Linked DNA regions of Homo sapiens: region 2 is linked to region 1. A link is a loop called in an ENCODE intact Hi-C map of the cell type or tissue named here. Cell type or tissue: ascending aorta. All regions are shown on one strand. Links, peaks and the distances in the headings refer to the core of each region. The heading gives the core; the rest is flanking DNA.

Region 1 (9,933 bases), core at 1,906-9,905:
TGTCCTAGCAACCCTCTCAGGTTCCCTGGAGATTGGCATTACATATCCCCATTTTACAGATGAGAAAATGAGGCTTGGACAGGGCATCACTGCCCAGGTTCTAGAGCCAGATCCAATCTGTATGCTTTTTCCATGCTCTGAGCAGATCAAAGAGATGCTGCAGGGTCACTGCAGCCATATGGAAGCACATGTACTCCCACAGCTCTCAGCACCCCCACTGTCAGGGCCACTGGGGCTCATGGCGCTAGAGATCTGACAGGCAGGGCGGGGCGTGGCAGGGGGTGGAGGGGTGTTGCTTCCCAACCCAGGGCAGATTCAAAGCCACACATTCAACAGGAGAAGAGGCAGGCACCCAACAGAGTATGCAGGGATGGCAGGCGGCCAGACAGGAGGAAGAACACAGAAGAAAATATACTTTAAAAAAAAGGATGGCCGGGCACGGTGGCTCACATCTGTAATCCCAGCACTTTGGGAGGCCAAGGCAGGTGGATCACCTGAGGTCTGGAGTTCAAGACCAGCCTGGCTAACATGGTGAAACCCCATCTCTACTAAAAAATATACAAAAATTAGCCAGGCATGGTGGTGGGCACCTGTAATCCCAGCTACTCGGGAGGCTGAGGCAGGAGAATCGCTTCAACCCGGGGGGGCGGAGGTTGCAGTGAGCTGAGATTATGTTTCATATAAGTTCCGAGTTGGCACATTCTGTTCACGTTGGCTGTTCTCTTTAGCCTGATGGTGGTGCTCTGAGGAAGCGGAGCAGGAAAGTATTTGTATACTCATTCCATAGATGAGGACACTGGATGAGGCCAGAGTTTCTGGACCAGGTGTTCATGTCTAGTTTCTTTGGCCAGTGGTTTTCAGCTGGGCTGCCCAGAGCCTCTGGGGTCCATGGAACTTCCCGGACCCAGTATACTTGGATCTGTCTTTCACACTAGCATTCAGAGGAGATTTTGTTTGTGCCTGCTAGAGAAAGGTCAGAAAGCCACTGTAGTACCAGCCCTGCTTCCTGAAGTTCAGCTGCTTTGCCCTGTTGGGGCAGCAGCAGAGGGCCTCAGCGTCATTGCCTGATGGGATGCTCAGCCTGACAACCAACGTTCCTGTGGCCACAATGCCCAGCATTAACAGCAGCTTAAATTGGAAGAGTCAGCCAGGGCAGGGGAAGGACAAGTATTCTTTCTCATCCCACCTGTGTCACCCCAACCAGCTGTATGCCTGAAGGCAAATTACCTCCCCTCTCTGGGCCTTATTTTCATCATTATGGAAGGGGTTTAAATGGGCTGACCTTGAAGGTCCCTTTGTCAAATATCTATGAGTCACAGGAGTGTCTATTGAAGACAGAGAAGTAGTCAGCCCATTTAAGAAAAATTTCCATCCAGATAGTTTAAATAAAACATTGGGTTAAAAAAAAAAAAGACATTGCTAAGAGTTTCAGCAGGCAGTTTTCATGGTTGCTGTAGTTCTTCAAGCCACAGAGATGAGCATTTGGAAATTAAAATGGGTCCTTATTTCTATTCAGTGGTCACTGCTAGGAAAGAGAGCCCAAGGCCCCTCAGCTGTCAAAAGACCAAGGCCCAAGCTGACGATTCTGGGAGAGGCAGATCCTGAATTAGGATGCCATGGCTCTCCTGCCACGCTGGGCTTGCCTTCGGGGAATAACGTGGTTTCCTCTTTATTCTGAGTGAAGATGGATTAGCTGTGATGCCAGTCTCTGAGCACAGCAGTGGGTCCACACCCAGGAAGTGTCTGGGAGGCGTGGAGCCTGCCGCTTCCTCCAGATGCTTCACCTCTAGGGTAAGGCATACACCCACATGTGTGTGTGCAACACTCTGCAAAAAGCTCAGTCCCAAAGTTAAGCTGCCAGGATTCAAATCCAGGTTCCACCTTTATTAACCAGGTAGCTCAAGTAGAGGACTTACCTTCCACCACCCTCCATTTTGCATCTATAAGGGGCTTACAAGAGAACCTACCTCACAGGGGTTTATGAGGATTAAATGAGTTCTTCCATGTCAAACACTTAGCACAGTGCCTGGCACAGACTTGGATAAATGGGGGCTATGATTACTATTCCCATGTAGGCAATAAATGACTACTTTCTCTCCTGTCCTTCCCAACCAGCTGGAGACCCCAGAGGTGAAGGCCCTGCAGGACAGGCTGGTGGCCACCAACTTGAAGATGAGTGACCTCCGAAACCAGATCCAGTCTGTGAAGCAGGAGCTGCGGATGGCACAGAAGGTCTTTCAGAGCCAGGGCTTGGGGCTTCTTGTGTGGCTGGGGCTGGACTTGGGAAGAGCACGGCTGGCACAGTGGATTCCTTTCTGGAGCCATGAGTGCTCAGTCCCTTGAGCACACTGCTTGCTCTGGGTCAGGCTCCAGTTCCAGTCCTTCCTCCCACCAGCCCTTGGTCCATAACCATTTGGTGGGCAGAGTCGCTGGCTACCTGAGCCTGCCACCCCCACCCCCGCAGCATACCTGCCCTTGTGGTGCCTGCCCAGCTCTAGACTGAGGAGGACAGCACTGTCCACCCAGGGAGAGTCCATTAAGCCTTCCCTGCACTACTTGTGCCCCAGTAGATCCTGGGTCTCCCCTTAATGTCACCCTTACTTAACTTGAAAGCCTGCCAACACCTGCCTTCTTCTCTGCTATCTGTAACAGAAAATGAATAGGTTACTTGTGTATTAAAGGACCCTTTCAAAGGAAAATGCTCAGACTTGGGACACAGGCCCAGCTGGTTCGTTATTTATTTTTATTTACATAGCGAATTCTCTGGCATTTGTCTTCCCTGCTGGAACCACTCAGACTGGCCAAGATTTCCAAAACAGTGTTCTATTGTGGAAACAAGTGCCAGAGACTTGGTACGCTGGATCGGGTTTCTGTGACAGGCTTCAGAGGGGCCCAGGTCACAAGCTGGAGCGTATTGTTTCTGCCTCAAAGCCTTGAGGTTGGGCCTGAGTGCTGCACTTCAACAACCGCAAAGCTGGGTCCTTCTTGGACCACAGCACCCCAACTGACATTCAGTAGCCCACCTTTTGCTGCACTCAGAGGTCCACTTGTCCGTGGGTTTTCACAAAGGCTAGGGTCCTGTGGTGATGTACTTCCTATAGCCAGAATTAGCTCAGCACTAGGTGACAGGTGAGTGGGTTAAGGAAGCAGGAGTTGGTCAGCTTTGTGGTTCAGTCATCCCAGAATATGTCAAGAGCAAGGGGCCCTATCTGGGCATTGCTGGCAGTTTCTTGGCTGCTCTAAGCATTGCCAAGAAATGCCAGGGATGATGGGTTTACTACTTTCCCAGGGAGAGCTGCCCTTGGGACATGGAAAACTGACCTTTGAGGGCTATGCTCTGAGATGGGAAGAAGATCGTGTAGGTGAAGACTGCTTCTGAATATGCTTCTAAATACGTAGCAGCATCAGGGTCTGGTGGAGCCCTCTCTTTTGGCCACATTGAAGGCCCTGCCTTATTTCAGGTTTTGGCCAGAGAGGTTGGGGAAGACATCAACGTTCAGCAGCTCCTATCTTCGCCAGGGACCTGGAGGGGTCGGGCTCAACAAATTCTTGTTTTGCAGAGCAAGGTGAGTGAGTCATCAGACTTCTCCTGGCCTGAACAAAGGATTTAAAACACCCCAGAAAGAGCTGCCCTGACCCCCTTAGAGACCTAAGCACACAGTACCCAAAAAAGGCCTTTAGGTCTCACAGTGCACTCGTGCGGGGTTGTTGTTTTACCTTCTCGCCAACCAGCCTGATTTTAATTTGTTATTTAATGAACAAGCTCTTATATAACACTTAGCACATGCCAGGCACTGGAGCTTAACAAATGCCAACGCCTTTGGTTTGATTTATTTTACTCCAGGCATCTTTTTTTTTTCTTAGTTTATGTAGATTTGCGTGACTGTTGTAATTGTAAGCTTTTTCCAGTTTTGTCCAGATGCTTGTAGTCTTTTGAAAGTTTAATTACCCAATAAAAATTTAGCCTTGTCTCCCTCTTTATTGTCTGAATATTTTGGAGCATACCAAAAGCAGCTAACAGCAGGGGCTCTGGAGCCACACTGCTCAGATTCAAATCCCAGCTCTCCACTCACCAGCTGTGTGACCTTAAGCAAGTTCCTTTAGCTCTGTGCCTCAGTTTCCTCATCTGTATAATGGGGATAATAACGATGCCTACCCCACAGGATTGTTGGGAGAATTGAGTCAATACTTGTAAAATGCTCAGCACAGGGCCTGGCATGGAGGAAGCACTGTATAAAAGTTAGGTGTGGTTCTTTTCCCTTTGTCCCTTCAAACTGAGAAACATGTGAGAAGGTGTATGACTTCCACCATTTGCCAAGCATATCACCCTTGTTCCCAGGGACTTCGAGGGTCACAGTGGCTTTTATCTTCAGTGTCTCCCATGGGATCCTTGAAGCCAATATAAAGGGGGAAAAACTCCAAGAAGCTAATAGATGATAGTGCATGGCCTTGGGGTTCAAGAGACCTGAGTTTACGTTTGGCCACCGGTCTGCCAACTCTGACCTTGGGCAAACCCCTTCATCTTCCTATGTCTTCATCTTCACACCTGTGAAATGGGGTAACATAAAATAACATTTGTAAAGCACCTAGGACAGTGCCTGACCATAATAAGCACAAAACAACTTACTTCTTATTGTCATTAAGTTACATGTCAAATTCTTTTTTTTTTTTTTTTTTTTTTTTTGAGACGGAGTCTCGCTCTATCACCCAGGCTGGAGTGCAGTGGTGCGATCTCGGCTCACTGCAAGCTCCGCCTCCCGGGTTCACGCCATTCTCCTGCCTCAGCCTCCTGAGTAGCTGAGACTACATTTGCCCGCCACCACGCCCGGCTAATTTTTTGTATTTTTAGTAGAGACGAGGTTTCACTGTGTTAGCCAGGATGGTCTCGATCTCCTGACCTCGTGATCCGCCCACCTCGGCTTGCCAAAGTGCTGGGATTACAGGCATGAGCCACCACGCCCGGCCCTGTATGTCAAATTCTTAAAGGTAACAGTATTCTTTAATGATTAAATGGAATTGCCTCACAGCGCCACACGAGGGCACTGGTGGGTGCCTTCAAAGCTGTGCTCCTGCCCTTTGCCAGGGAGCCTAGCGAATTGTGCTTCCTTTCCTGGCTCAAGTTTACCAACATTGTTTTGTCATTTGGTTGTGTTGATAGGGAAACCAGGGTCAGAAGGACCCTAGGAGTTGTCTGCTTCTACCCTAGCGTTATAAGGGTGATAAGGGCATTGTTCTGTGGGATGACATCTACCTGCCACTTGCTGAAGGCCCACATGTGCCAGGCTGTGTTGACAGCTTCACCTAGACCATCTTGGGATTTTGCAAAGTTACCTAATCCTAAAAATAACCTGTAGCATTTAAAATGCAGATTCCATGTCCCTTCCGCTAGAACTGTAGTTTGTTGATCTGGAGTAAGCACCAAGATTTCAGTCCAAGAAGAACCTCAGAGGATTCCCAGGCTCAGACAACTTCACAATACTGAATCCTCATAACAGTGTTACGCAGGGCAGTGTTACTCTTAGGCCCATCTTACAGATGAGGGAACTGAGATTCAGAGAGTTACCTGTGCGCAGTCACACAATCTGTGAGGCTTTGAGGCAGTCTGTTTCCAAACCCTGCCTTCCCCTCTTCAGTATCTCCTGTAAGTGACTGCCATCTTCCGAGAAGCCCACCCAGTCTTAGGTGGTCTGTCTGTTAGAAAGTTCCTCCTTGCCCAGCACTTTGGGAGGCTGAGGTGGGCAGATCTCTCGAGCCCAGGAGTTCAAGTTCAAGACCAGCCTGGGCAACATGGTGAAACCCCGTCTCTACCAAATTTTATATATATATATATTTATATTTATATATTTATGTGTGTGTGTGTATATGTGTATATATATATGTGTGTGTGTATATATATATATAAAATTATCCAGGCACAGTTGCCTGTGCCTGTGGTCCCAGCTGCTTAGGAGGCTGAGCTGGGAGGATTGCTTGAGCCCGGGAGGCAGAGGTTACAGTGAGCCATGATTGCACCACTGCACTCCAGTCGGGGCAACAGAGCAAGACCCTGTCTCTAAAATAAATAAATAAATAAATAAATAAATAAATAAATAAATAAATAAATATTCTTTCTTGAACTGAGACCTGCCATCCTATCCATCCCTGGTTCCTGGGGCCATAGGTCTGCTTTCCAGCCTCAAACAGCCCCTCAGAGATAGGGTGATTTTTCTCATTCACCATTTTTCTAAGCTGAACTTTCCTGGTGTCTTCCAATGTGTTGCTCAAGATGCCAGCTCAGATTGTCCCCCACCCCTAGTCCTCCTCAGATGGGGCTACCACAGCCATCTAGAGAGGTGGTTCCATCTTCAGTCTGTGGGGTCTCCTATCACACTTCTGAGTAGAAGAGGCTGGCAGAAGACCCATTGTGGAACGACGAGTTTTACCATCCTCAGGTTCAAGAGCTTGAGAAGCAATTGGGCCAGGCCCGGAGCCAGTCTGCGGGAACAGCCAGTGATGAGTTGTCTGTCTATCCAGACCCAAGGAAGCTGTCGGCACAGGAGAAAAACCTGCTGAGGATCCGCAGCCTGGAAAGGGAAAAACAGGAAGGCTTGGAGGTAACGCGTGCCTGAGGAGGTCAGCTGGGCATGTGGGAACGAGAGATCATGATGGTGCCTGCAAGGGCTCTGAGGCACATGTGGTCAGAAGTCTGAGCCACCCCTTCTAGGCAGGAGACACCTGGGGACCTGGGTCACCTCTGCATGTTCCTCATGTCCTGTCAAACCAACTTGAGCTGCCTGACTGGGACCTCACTGTGAGCCCATTTAATGAACTTTTCGTGGCCCCATCCTGGCTGTTTTGGAGGTGCTATACCTGAAATTCTCATTGTAAAAGGGAGAGGGGGAGGGTCATGGCCCCAGAAGTATGATAGGGTTAGATGGGGCTTAAAGGGGGAAAGTTCCAGGCTGATGAAAGAGGTAGGCAGGCTGGACTCAACACCAGGGGCCGCATCTCACTGGCTGCGTTGGGAGTGTCAGAACTCTAACTCTACCAGGTTTAAGCAACAAAGGGAAGTCATTGGCCCATGTAAACGAACAATCCAGAGGTGGCCTAGCTTCAGGTGCAGATCGGGGCCTTGCTCTCAGCACCTTCTCCTGGGTTGGCTTCACTCTCTTCCACAAGGACCCTGGGTAGTCCCAGCTTCTCTCCTCCAATGCAGCCTCTACAGACAAAGGGTTTCTCTTTCCCAATAGTTCCAACAAAGTCCCAGAATTGAGTGTCTTTGGTCTAGCCTGGGTTATGTGACCATCCTTGAGCCCATCACTGTAGCCAAGAGTACAGGGTGTTTTGATTGGTCAAGCTTCAGACACCTGCCCCAAGGTTTGAGGGGATGAGTTAGCCTCCCCAAACTTGCAATGAGAGTAGGGAGTAGGGGCCACTTTAAAGAAGGTAACAGAAGCAGCATGAAGAGGTGCAGGCAGGCCATACAACAGGCCCACGTAGTGGCCCTGGCAGTGAGCTACCTAACAGTGAGGACTTGCCTTTTCATCTGGAGACTTTTGCCTGTGAGCACCAACGCTGGGTTAGGCCCTGTGTTAGGAATGCTGTAACCATGACCACATTGCACCTCCCAGCGCTGTAGACCATCAGCTGTGAGGAGGGAAACAGTGAGACCACAGAAGTGGACAGGGCCTGCTGGGCTTTGTATGCCAGCCAGGACTTTTGGCCTGTATCTTGAAGGCTGTGGAGAACCACCAAACGGTTTTTGTTTTTTTTTAGATAGAGTCTCGCTCTGTTGCCCAGGCTGGAGTGCAATGGTGTGATCTTGGCTTACTGCAACCTCCGCCTCCGGGGTTCAAGTGATTCTCCTGCCTCAGCCTCCCAAGTAGCTGGGATTACAGGCACCTGCCACCATGCCCGGCTAATTTTTATATATTTAGTAGAGACAGGGTTTCACTGTGTTGGTCAGGCTGGTCTCAAATTCCTAACGTCAGGTGATCCACCTGCCTCGGCCTCACAAAGTGCTGGGATTACAGGTGTGAGCCATTCGCCGAGCCCACGACAGGGTTTTAATTTGTGGAGGGAGGTGGTCAGCTGTGCATTTTGGAAAGGTCACATGGTTGGAGCAAGAGGAGGAATGGGTTGGAAGAGGAATGGAAGGCAGAATAGTAATCCTGGAGACATGACCAAAGATCTTTGCCAAGATAGTGGACTGTCATGGAAGGGCCAGACACCTGGGACAGTGAGGACAGACTTTCTAGGGCTCAAGGACTGATTGGACTTGGAAGAGAGATGAGGAGGAAGAGTTATAAAGGACTTCTAGGGAGTATAGTGGGTGGGTAAGGGAGACAGGGTGGGTTCAAGAAGAGAAAGGGAGTTGAGATTTGGAAATGCTGGGTTTGAAATGCACCTAGCTTGAACTTACATGTTAGTGCAGAACAGATTATGTTGAACAGTTGGGCTGACCATAAGCTGCAATAGCGGGTGGAAGGAAACAGCTTCCTGCATGCATTCCCTCTGGCAGGCACCCATAAGAGCCTGGAGTGTGTAGGCAGGAGAGCAACAGGTGAGTAATGGCTGCCTCCCTGCAAAGGGCTTGTGTCCTATAGATTCATGTTTTACTTGTTTTGCATTTCTATAATTCACTTCATCAAGGATATGAAAATACTTTTCCAGCAACAATTCACCCTCAGGATCAAGCAGGTGATGTCACCCACTGCCCAAGCTCCTCCCCAATGTCTCCATCTTGTCTTTATGGGTTTGCCTAATCTAACCTCTGCCCCTTCACTCACTGTGCTCCAGCCACACACCTTCTACCCCAGGGCCTTTGCTCTTCCCTTCATCTCCTTCAGTCTCTGCTCAGATGCCACCTTTTCAGAAAGGCCTTACCTGACCATATCCTTCTCGCTATTCCTGTTTCCTACTTTCAAATTAGCATTTGTCACTATTTGACATTATCTGTCTCCTCCATTAGGATTATCAGCTCCTTGAGGACAAGGACTGTTTTGCTTTTTGCTGTCCCCCAGCATCTATAACAATACTAAGCCCATAGTAGGCCCTCAGGAAACCATAGTAGGAAACCTCAGGAAACCCATAGTAGGCCCTCAGGAAACCCTCGAGAATGAAGGGATGATTGAATGAGAGACTCCGAAGATGTGTGCTGCATGTGAGTTTCCAGTTGGTAGCTGACAAAGCAAGGTGCTGTCAGGGGTTGTGCCAAATAATCATGGAGGAAGTGGGAGAAAAGACCCTCCTTTCTCATTCTAGCTCCTGGTGGTGCAAGGTGCTGCAGTTGGAACCTAGCCCAGCACTCTTTTTCTAAAGTATGGCTTTTCTCTTTTCCCCTGCTTGGGGAGGGGCTTAGGGGTAGGACTGGCTGTGCTCTCTGGAGGACACACGCAGTTGGCTGGCGGCTTTCCTCTCATGTGCTAGGAAGTCTGTGTCTCAGGCTGAGGTTAGGAGTGCTGTCATGGGTTAGTGCTGTCATGTGCTAGGGGAAGGGTGGGAGGCTGCTGGCCACCTGATATCCCTGAGAGGCCTGGGCTGGGAGTCAGGGCCCTGGCTCTAGTGACTTGCTCTGTGGCATTCAACAAGCACCCCCACCCCCAGCCCCGGGCCTTGCCATTGAGTAGGAGCCAGGGAGCAGATGTGGCCAAGGTCCCACACAGCCCTGCTGCCCATGCCCTCACTTTCTAATTACAGAAACTTGCCAGTGAACGGGATGTCCTCCAGAGAGAGCTTGAAGAGCTAAAAAAGAAGTTCGAGGGCATGAGGTCTCGGAACAAGCTGCTGTCAAGTGAGATGAAGACCCTCAAGAGTCAGATGGGAACCCTGGTGGAGAAGGGCCGGCATGATGACGAGCTCATCGACGCCCTCATGGTATGGCCCCACCACTCAGGCAGGGCGAGAGCCAGGGGTGGTTCCTCAAAGGATGGGCCCCAGCCATGGCCAGAGTGA
Region 2 (9,756 bases), core at 1-8,000, 59 kb after region 1:
TGGAGGAGACGGGAGTGGGGGTGGGGGAGGGCACCCATCCAGGCTCGGCTCAGTCCCTGTCTCTGCACCCATCCGCCCATCCACCTAACACATATTCGAGATGCGTCAGATCCATTGCTGGAACTTCCGAGGCCTCTCAGTTCTTTGATCCCACCCTGCCCCCCAACCTCCCCGCCCTTACCCAAGCCCACCTTCACTCTAAGCACAAGGCTCTAGCTCCAAATCCCACCCCAGGCCCTAGACCAGCTGCGGCCTCCATGCCCCACTCACCCCCACGGAGCTCAGCCCCACCCCAGCCATGCTCACAGCCTGTCGTAGCACATGACCGAGTCCAGGCAGCGCTCGCCGTCCTTGATCTCTCTGCCACCGACCACGTAGATGGAGTTGAGAGCTTCTCCCAGGCCAAAGAGGCAGCGGGGCGAGGGCAGCGGTGGCATCCCCAGCCACTCTGAGTCCAGATGGTCAAACTGCAGGCCAGGTGTCCAGTCAGCTACCGCCCCCCACTCCCCCAGCCTCAGCCCAGCCCCACTCAGTCCCACTGCCCCAGATCACGGAGGAGGTCGGGAACCCAGGTAGGGCCAATACAGCCTGGAGGTGCCCTGAGAAACAGTGCCCCTCCTACCATCAGGCTGAGAGCAGATGAGCGTCCCCCACACCCAGGCAGGCTCCTGGCAACCACCATTATAGCAGGCGGTAGGGCACCACAGCACAGAAATGAGGGGGAGCTCTGTGAGGGAGGTCCAGCTATGGCCTTGCTTTCCCAGGCTGAACAACTCCCAACTGAGGCCTGCCTGCCCCCTCCTCTCCACCCCATCCCACTGTTCAGGAAACTTCCAAATACGGCCCTGCCTTTTCGCCCTGTAAAATCTACAGTCCACAGCCTTGTCCACCTCCACAGCTTTATAATTAAGATATTAATACTAGGGGTTCATCTTTTTGGAAAGTTTTCTGAGGGCTGAGCACCTTGCTGATGAGCACTTTATAAGCATCATTTAACCTTCCAACAACCTTATCATGCAGGAAGGAGAATATCCCCAGTTACAAACAGAGGCCCAGAGAGAATAAACAATGTGCCCACACTGCTGAGCTAGTAGCTGGTGAAGCTGCCCTCATCCCCCAGTGCAACCGTAAGGCCTGTGAGCTTAACCCTGGCACCAAGCGCCTGTCACCCCTCTTGCTGATCAGGCCTCCCTGAGCACACCACTCACCAGGCTCAGCCCCAGTTCTATCCCTTGCTTACCGTTCCTTGGCCGGAAACACTGCCATCTTCCCCTTCACATCTCCAAATCCCACCCCACTGGCAAGGCTCAAACTTATATGGCCAGTCTCCAGGAAACTGTCTCTGCCCTTTGAGATCTCACAGTCACACCCCAACTCAGACCTGGCACTCCACTCTGCTGATACCTCCTGGGCCTCAGTTTCCTCATCTGTACAATGGGAGGACCATACAGGATTGTTCCTTTGTCTGGGACACTGCTGTGAGCTCCGGGCCTGGCCTTCACGCAGAGGCCCTGCCCAGGATCCTCACACCGACCTTGCTGCTCCTTACTGTGCCCCACCCCAACCCCTGTGCAGGGCCAGGGCCTCCAACATATGCCAACTTGGGGCTACCACACCCCTGAAATTAAGATACCAAAGTTATGCTGCTTTTTGGCAGCTGCCTATTGACTGTCTTCAACCTTCAAGTAGGTGGCTATCAGTCAACCTCCCCAGTCTACATCTCACCCTAGACCCAGTGGCATTCACTTGTGTAGACACAAGCCCCTTCTGGGCCCCAAGACTGTCCACAGTGCCTAGAGCCCAGCATTAGCTGGCGGCTCCCAAGGCTGGTCAGGCACCTGCAGGAAGTATGCGCTCATGGGGTCCTCTTTGTTGTCTTCGTTGTAGAAGAGGCCTCCAGCCACGAAGACCTGGTTCTCCTTGGTAACCAGGCTGACGTGGTTCTTGGGGACCTGGTTGGAGAGGGAAGCACAGTAGCACTCGTTGGCTGCTGGATCGTAGGCCACAGCGCCCTCCTCACTGATCATGAAGATGAGATCCTGCAGGAACATGCCGAAGCGCAGGGTGTCATTGAGGATCCCAGGAAGGATACGTTCGGCCTCCTCATCCTCCTCTGCTTTGGCTTTGCTTGTGCCCTTATCAGCCTCCTTGGCCCCGGCTCCATCCTTCCCCTTCTTTTTCTTCCGCAGCGTGGTGATGCGGCCCTCGTGTGCATCCTTCACCATCTGCACCTTGCGCAGCAACTCGGGCTGGGCACGCACGAGAGGGTGGCGCTCCACGCGGCTTTCCAGAAAGGCGCGCGGCAGCAAGCGGCAGCGCACGCTCTCGAAGACGGTGGGCAGCGCGCGCTGGCGCTCAGCCTGCGCCTCGGCGTCGCCGCTACCCGCCCACCGCATCACCGCCTCGAACACTGCCTCCTCCTTCTCCACGTTAAGGCCGTCGCTGGAGATGATGGCGATGAGCTCGTCGGCCGAGAGTCCGAGGAAGTCAGCGTCGCGCGCCACCAGCGTGAAGTGAGCGCAGATGAAGTCGCGGGCAGCCACGGCGAGACGCGCGCAGTCGAGCAGGAGGCCGAGACGGAAGACGGCCAAGCAGTTGGAGAGGCACAGGCGCTTCTGCAGGAAGGACACGCAGATGGTGAAGATGGAAGGGATCTGGAAGCGGTGTGCCGCGGCGAACAAATCCTGCACGCTCGCCTCATCCAGCGCGATCTCTGATGTGTACAGGTAGTGCAGCACCTGGGCCACCACGTCCGGGGACACCTCCTCCAGGTGCAGCTCGCCCGCGCGCTCCGGCTCGGCTAGAAAGCGCGCCCGGAAGTAGGGGCTGCAGGCGGCCAGCACCAGGCGATGGCACGGGAACTCGCGCTCGCCCGCCCGCACCACACAGTCGAGGAACTTGCCATGGTCCAGCATGTCTTTGAGCCCGTCTTGCAGGAGCGTCTGCTGGTACAACCGCTGCTCCTCCGCCTGCTCCAAGCCCAGCGCCATGGTGGGTGGCCTAGGGTGCGGTGGCGGTGCCAAGGGGGCTCCTCTCTGTACCCCTGCTTTCCTGCTGGGGTTTGCTTAGACTGAGCAGCTGTCTTCGAGGGGCTATATATAGAGGTGGCCGGGTCCCTGTAAGGCGAGCCGCCTGGCCTCCTGCACATGACGCACAGGGGACAGCTGGGCAGAGGCCCCCTCCCAGAGAAAGACTTGACTCAGCCCCGGGGGCTTATGGGACGGGGGTGGGGTGTCTGGGCCCTTCTGAAAGATGAGGGCCTGGCTGCCTCATTTCTAAATGGAGCACGGAGAGGTCTTGACTCTGGATTCTTTGGTCAGGAGATGCCCCTAGGGGAGAAGGTGGCCTAAGCTCTGACCCTCAGTCCAGAGACGGGAAAGCACTGGAGCCTCTCTTCCAGGGTCTCCCTTCCTTCATGCTTTCTGGGAACTTCTGTCCTGGTGCCTCCATCTTCCCCCCCGGAATATGTCTCACTCCAGCTACCCCTGGATACAGGGTGCTTGGGTTTTCTGGTCAGAAGTTGGACATGGTGTTCACTTTTTGGCGGCCCTGTTGCCCTGCCTTTATTTTAAGAGGCAGGGTCTCACTATGTTGTCCAGCCTGGACTTGAACTCCTGGGATCAAGCCATTCTTCTGCCTCAGCCTCCCTCGTAGCTGAGATTACAGACATAAGACACCACCCCCGTTGCCTCACCTTTAAAATGGGAAGAGCTTTTCCTCTTTCTGTCCCTCCTCCTTGCAAGAAAGCAAGAAGGTACCTTAGGTAAACAAGGTTGCCACTTTCCTATGAGGCCTGGGGCAGGGCATGTCGCTCTGTTAAGCCACAGTTTCCCTTCCTACACAATGAGGAGGTGGCAAAGTTAGATGCTAAGGACCTCAGTTCAACTCTGCTGGAAGTTTAGAAGCACCAAGGTACTGTGTCCTGGGAGTACACTATTAGTTTTAACACTTCTAAGGTGTCAGATGTGCTAGCAAATTAATTTCTTAGGATTCTACTATTCTAGGTTTTTAAACCCCCGGGGTTTTAACATTCTAGGGAGTGACATTCTGAATTCTAGTGTTCAAAAAGTAACACTACAAGTTTAATATTTCAGGACTTTAGCTATCTATACTCACTATTCTTGGTGCATATTAGGCCAGACCTGAGACTGCCTGGCCATGGGGCCCCTGCACCTTGTCTATGGTCTGAGGGACCAGGGTTGAAGCCCAGGACAGCCAGTCTTGATGCCTACCTTGTTCTAGACTACTGACACCCCTCCCCACACCCTCCCCACCCCGCCCCACCACCAGACACACACACACACACACACACACACACATCAGCCTCAGTCACCAAGATTAACTTGTTCCCAAAGTGCCAGAGGCTGCAGCTGTGTGTTAAATTTAGCCCCCAGGACATTGGAATGAACTATTATGAGACACACCCCCATCATTCCTCTGAGTCACTTGTTTATAACGTCAGGCGGGGGAGTGGGGGAGGGGGTGGGTATAGGAGAGATGACAGCAGGCTGGGCTAGGACTGAGTCACCTCCCTTTTGTGATCTCAGCAATATCACTCTCTGTCCCTTTTGTTTTTAGACGGAGTTTCGCTCTTGTTGCTCAGGCTGGAGTGCAATGGCGCAATCTCAGCTCACTGCAACCTCCGCCTCCAGGGTTCAAGCAATTCTCCTGCCTAAGCCTTCCTAGTAGCTAGGATTACAGGCGCTGACCACCACTCCCGGCTAATTTTTTTTTTTTTTTTTTTTTTTTGGATTTTTAGTAGAGACGAGGTTTCACCATGTTGGCCAGGCTGGTCTTAAACTTCCGACCTCAGGTGATCCGCCCGCCTCGGCCTCCCAAAGTGCTGGGATTACAGGCGTGAGCCACCGCGCCTGGCCTCTGTCCCTTTTAAATGGTGCATCTGATCATCACTTGCTCACCCCACCAGCAGGTCCCAGAGGGACACAGCACCTGAGCAAGCTCTGGAGGTGGTCCTGTCCCTCTTGCTGAAAAGGCAAGGGCTCACTCAGGGAGGGCAGGTGGTGAGCTTCCAGCCCAGCCCTGGACTGCAGGGCATTGCTAGCAAGCACAGCCAGTGAGGAGACGAGGCTTGAGAGGCTAGGCACCTTGGCCAAGTCACACAGCGGACATGGGCTGCGCCAGGATTTGAAGCAGATCTGCCCTCTTACAAAGACTGTGGGAACCCTTCCCTACCTTGCTGCCTCTCGTGAATTAACAAAAACGTTCATCAATCGTAGTCTCATTTTCAAAGACCAGGCCAGAAGATACTGACTGAACAATTTACTTAGATTTATCAAATGACTTAATGAAATATTTTTAGATTATGATGGATCCCATAGTGCTCACTGCCTACCAGGCATTCAAGTAGAACATGTGTATGTGGCTCATTCATTCATCAAGAACCTGTGCACTGCTTTAAATGCTGAAGAGTCAGCAGTGAGCAAATCAGGCAGGAATTCCGGTCTTCATGGAGCTTACATTCGTCAGGAGGTCGGGGCAAGGTTGGTAGGGGAGACAGAAATAAATAAATAGTTATACGGGGCATCAGATGATGGTTATGGCTGTGGAGACAAGTGAAACGGAAGGCGCATGGGAAGTGGGAGGAGGAGGTGGTAACGATTTTAAATGGAGTAGTCAGGATGGACTCACCGAGAGGATCACATTTGAGAGGGGTCAAACCGTGGAGGATTCCCAGTGGGGGAACAGCTGGAGCAAAGGTCCTGAGGCAAGAGAGTGCCTGGCACGTTCCCAAAACAGCACGGAGGCCAATAGGGCTGGAGCAGTGAACGAGGAGGTGAGTAGGAGGAGGTAAGGGGAGAGGTTAGGGTAGGGGATCATGCTGACCCCCGTGGGCCAGCATCAGGACTTGGGTTTTCCTCTGAGTTGAAACCGGGAAACACTGTGTTTTATTTTTTATTTTTATTTTTTTGAGGCAGGGTCTCGCTCTGTTGCCCAGCCTGGAGTGCAGTGGTGTGATCACAATTCACTGCAGCCTGGATCTCCTGGGCTCAAATGATCCTTCTACCTCAGTCTCCTGAGTGGCTGGGACTACAGGCACCTACCACCACACCCAGCTAATTTTTAAAATTTTTGTGGAGATGGAATCTCACTATTTTGCCCAGCCTGGTCTCAAACTCCGGGCCTTAAATGATCCTCCCACCTTGGCCTCCCAAAGTGTTGGGATTACAAGTGTGAGCCACCATGCCCAGCCTCACTGTTTATTTTTAAATTATTATTGTGGAAAATACAAATACATACAAAAGTAGAGAGGATCATATTCTGACCTCTCATGTACCCATCTCCCCACTTCAGTAACTGTCAAGTCTTCAAGTCACGGCCAACCCTGTTTCATCTCTATCTCCACCCACTCTAATCAACCCAGAGGTTGCATGTGGGTGTAGAAAAAGAGGGGAGAAAGGGTGACTCCAAGACTTTTAGTGGAATCCAAGGGAAGATGTCATCTCATTTCATCCTTTTAATTTTTACTCATTTAATCTTCACACCAAAATTATAAGGTAGGTATTATTTTTCCCATTTTACAGAAATTGAAATTTAGATGGCCAGCAAATAGGAAGCAGTCTAATATTTTGAAAATAACTTTAATGAGGCATAAGTGGCATGTGATAAACTGCACATATTTAAAGTGTACAATTGGATAAGTTTTGACATATGTATACACATCCGTGAAACCACCACCACCACAATCAAGACAGGGAGCACATCTGTCACCCACGAACTATTCCTCATCCCCTTTTAAAATCTCTCCTCCATCTCTTCCCACACACCCCAGCCCAATCACTGATCTGCTTTCTGTCACTATAATTCATTTGCATTTCCTAAAGTTTTATGTAAGAGGAATCATACAGTATGTACTTTTTTTGTCTGACATCGTTCACTTAGTATAATTATTTTAAGCTTCATCCAGGTTGTCTACTCATATTTTTAACTGATAGCTTCTGCCTTCATTAGGAATCTTAGTATATCACAGGGTCATTTAAGAGAAACACAAAATGGGGCCGGGCGCAGTGGCTCACGCCTGTAATCCTAACACTTTGGGAGGCCAGGGCAGTGGGTGGATCACCTGAGGTCAGGAGTTCGAGACCAGCCTGATCAATATGGTGAAACCCCGTGCCTACTAAAATACAAAAATTAGCTGGGTATGGTGGCGTGTGCCTATAGTCCCAGCTACTCGGGAGGCTGAGACAGGAGAATTGCTTGAACTCAGGATATTTGGGTGGCAGATATTTGTCACACTTGGTGGCCTTCCTGCATCTCCTAAATAGTCTTCCTATGTTTTGGACAGTTCCCACATAAGTAGTCCTTCTTCCCTGTGGTAGAAACCAGAATTTATTTTCCCAGCTTCCCCAGGAACACAGACATGCCACTGAGCTCAACCCATTGTATGCGCCCATCCCAAAACTTCAGTTTGGAACAGGAAGCAGGAACCTGCAGCATCCATATTTTGGCGAAGGGCTGATGGACAGCAGTGTTGGAACTTCTGGAGTCTACTTTCCACTGTCCACCATACAAGCTGAGGGATCTGTCCCTACTGGCTGTGGTTTGGCCATTGTCTGGGCTATGTATCCTGCAATCCTGACTCGAGCATTCCTGAAGTTTCTGTAATCTGTCTGATACCACACTAGCCAGTGAAGATTCTGTGATCTACTGCTAAGAGGGCTGTGTGATGTTGAAAATCATTTCAGGAGTATACCAGCAACAGGTGCTCAAGGGTGAGCTTGAGAAGTCGAGAGAATTTCTAATGGCCTGCTTGCTTCTTCACTGACTTCTGGGTTAAAGGTGGCCTATGATGCAAGAAGTTGAGATGCTGGAAATGCTCTTACATTACATAAAAGGATCCAAAAACAGGCAGCCCAGAATGTTGGAGTGGATTTATTAGGTATGTCATCCATCCCCACCTGTGTTTGCTGAGAGGGCTTAGAGGACACTTTTGCCCATCACTGAGGAACTTGTTGGTGAGAAATGCTGGCAACTTTGGCCTGTCAAGGGTGTGGGTGGGAGCCTTTGCCTATGAAGTGGCCTTCCTGCTTTCAGGGAGGATAATGGGATCTTAGGGTTGACAATGGCCAAGGAATGGCTCATAAGCACCAAAGGCAAAATGGGCATGGTTACTGTAATAAGCAGCAGGGCTGGAGTGGGTGGTAATCAGATGGTTTGACCTACAGAGATCCTTGGGAGTGACTAATGGATTGTGGGTTTCCTAAGAATTGAAATTGGTCATTCTACTAAAGTTTTACTGATATGTATTCTGAATCTGGATTTGCCTTCTCTGCCTGCCACATTTCTGCTAATCCCTCTATCCATAGACTTCACGCCTTACTCATTTTCATGGAACCAAATTCAAGCCTGCTTCTGATCGAAGATCTCATTTTGTAGCAGGAGAAGTGAGGCAAGCCTTCCAGTTAATGGTGGCAGATAAAATACACATTTTAATTTTGCTTCCTTTTGAAAGCTCACTACAATTAAAGTAGATGGTAAAGAGAAAAAAATATATAGCATAAACTCTCAGGAACATAGTATACAACATACTCTACAGGGACATAACAATACCACCACGGATTCTGGAAAGCAGGTGATGTGTGATGAGCAGCGTAGCAGTCCTGACTCTAAGTCAGCAGTGGGAAGCCCAGATGCAACTCTTCTATACCTCAGAATCCACAGAGAAGGTCCAGAATTGGCAACACCAGGTACCTTTAAACATACAGGAGAATCAACCACCACCTGGTAGAAGCCAGGTGTTTCATTTCCAAAGAAGGTAAACCAGAGGGCTCTTGACTAAGACACTCAGCAGAGGTGAAGGCAGTGGTGCAGTGTGAACACTGGGTAATTAAAAGAAACTCCATGTTCTAAATGGAAAACCCTATTCCCACTCAGCTCCCAGAAAGCTGGCAGGTCAGCTATGACCTCCAAATAGAGAATTGAAATTGAGGGATCTGACAGCCCAAGAGGAAACAAAAAGATATCAGTAAGCCTGGTCAAATCATCCTACAGTGAAGCCCTCTAATTAACAAGGCCCTTCACACATGCTGAGTTTCCAATGAGCTCTTTGGCGATTGATATGGTTTGGCCATGTCCCCACCCAAATTTCATCTTGAATTGTGGCTCCCACGATTCCCACGTGTCGTGGGAGGGAATTGAATCATGGGGGCGGGTCTTTCCCTTGCTGTTCTCATAATGAATAAGTCTCACAAGAGCTGATGGTTTTATAAAGAGGAGTTGCCCTGCACAAGTTCTCTCTCTGCCTGCTGCCATCCATGTAAGACAGGACTTGGCTCCTCCTTGCCTTCTGCCATGATTGTGAGCCCTCCCCAACCATGTGGAACTGTGAGTCAATTAAACCTCTTTCCTTTCTAAATTACCCAGTCTCAGGTATGTTTTTGTCAGCAGTGTGAAAACGGACTAATACAGTGATCTACTTTTTTAAATGTTTGAAAAGACGACTTCTGGCCTGGACAAAATGGTGTAAACTTGTTTCCCCCTGCTCCTTCCTGTCAAGTACAACTATGAACTGTGAAAACAATGCAAGAGGCAATCAGAAGATAACACTGAAAGCTGGCAAGGGAATTATGCATTAGTTTGGGACCCTAAGAATAAAGGAACAACTCAGTGGCAGGATATCTTATGTGCCCCCACTCAGTGGAAGAAGATGACCCAGGCCTGGTGTTTCCAGACACCCAGCCTATCAACAGAAGGCAGCCAAAACAGGCTCAGCCCTCTTACAATTTGAAGAGGAGTCCC

Evidence for each region. A loop is a pair of places that touch in the nucleus more often than their neighbours do. Peaks named below come from ENCODE experiments on the same cell type or tissue, not always from the same donor. Only the 100,000 strongest peaks of a DNase experiment are listed, where the experiment ranks them.
Region 2: a loop joins it to region 1, with 3 times the contacts of the local background. A loop is called at or near these places in 10 of 110 quality-filtered maps.

What each region holds. Positions count from the first base shown.
Region 1 is chr3:42,739,556-42,749,488 of GRCh38, reverse strand. CCDC13 (coiled-coil domain containing 13) reads left to right here. Exons shown (of 16, transcript NM_144719.4): 6 at 2,116-2,232; 7 at 3,462-3,566; 8 at 6,432-6,593; 9 at 9,679-9,855. It overlaps CCDC13-AS1 (CCDC13 antisense RNA 1), which reads right to left. Exons shown (of 4, transcript NR_046732.1): 2 at 8,402-8,514; 3 at 6,423-6,563; 4 at 4,331-4,546. Among named protein-coding and RNA genes, the nearest start is that of CCDC13-AS1, 12 kb to the right of the region's middle. RefSeq lists enhancers at 1,810-2,310, 2,311-2,811. In ascending aorta, for the core only: a CTCF peak has its summit at 5,037 (motif pointing right); DNase peaks (open chromatin) are centred at 2,838, 5,018 and 9,558; H3K27ac peaks cover 6,836 bases.
Region 2 is chr3:42,678,853-42,688,608 of GRCh38, reverse strand. It overlaps KLHL40 (kelch like family member 40), which reads right to left and starts at 3,072. Exons shown (of 6, transcript NM_152393.4): 1 at 1,839-3,072; 2 at 307-467. The coding sequence starts at 2,990. LOC124906232 (a long non-coding RNA gene) reads left to right here and starts at 4,808. Exons shown (of 3, transcript XR_007095893.1): 1 at 4,808-5,794. RefSeq lists a silencer at 325-549 and enhancers at 4,298-4,592, 4,415-4,914, 4,915-5,416. In ascending aorta, for the core only: no CTCF peak of the experiment used is centred there; a DNase peak (open chromatin) is centred at 4,468; H3K4me3 peaks cover 833 bases; H3K27ac peaks cover 3,176 bases.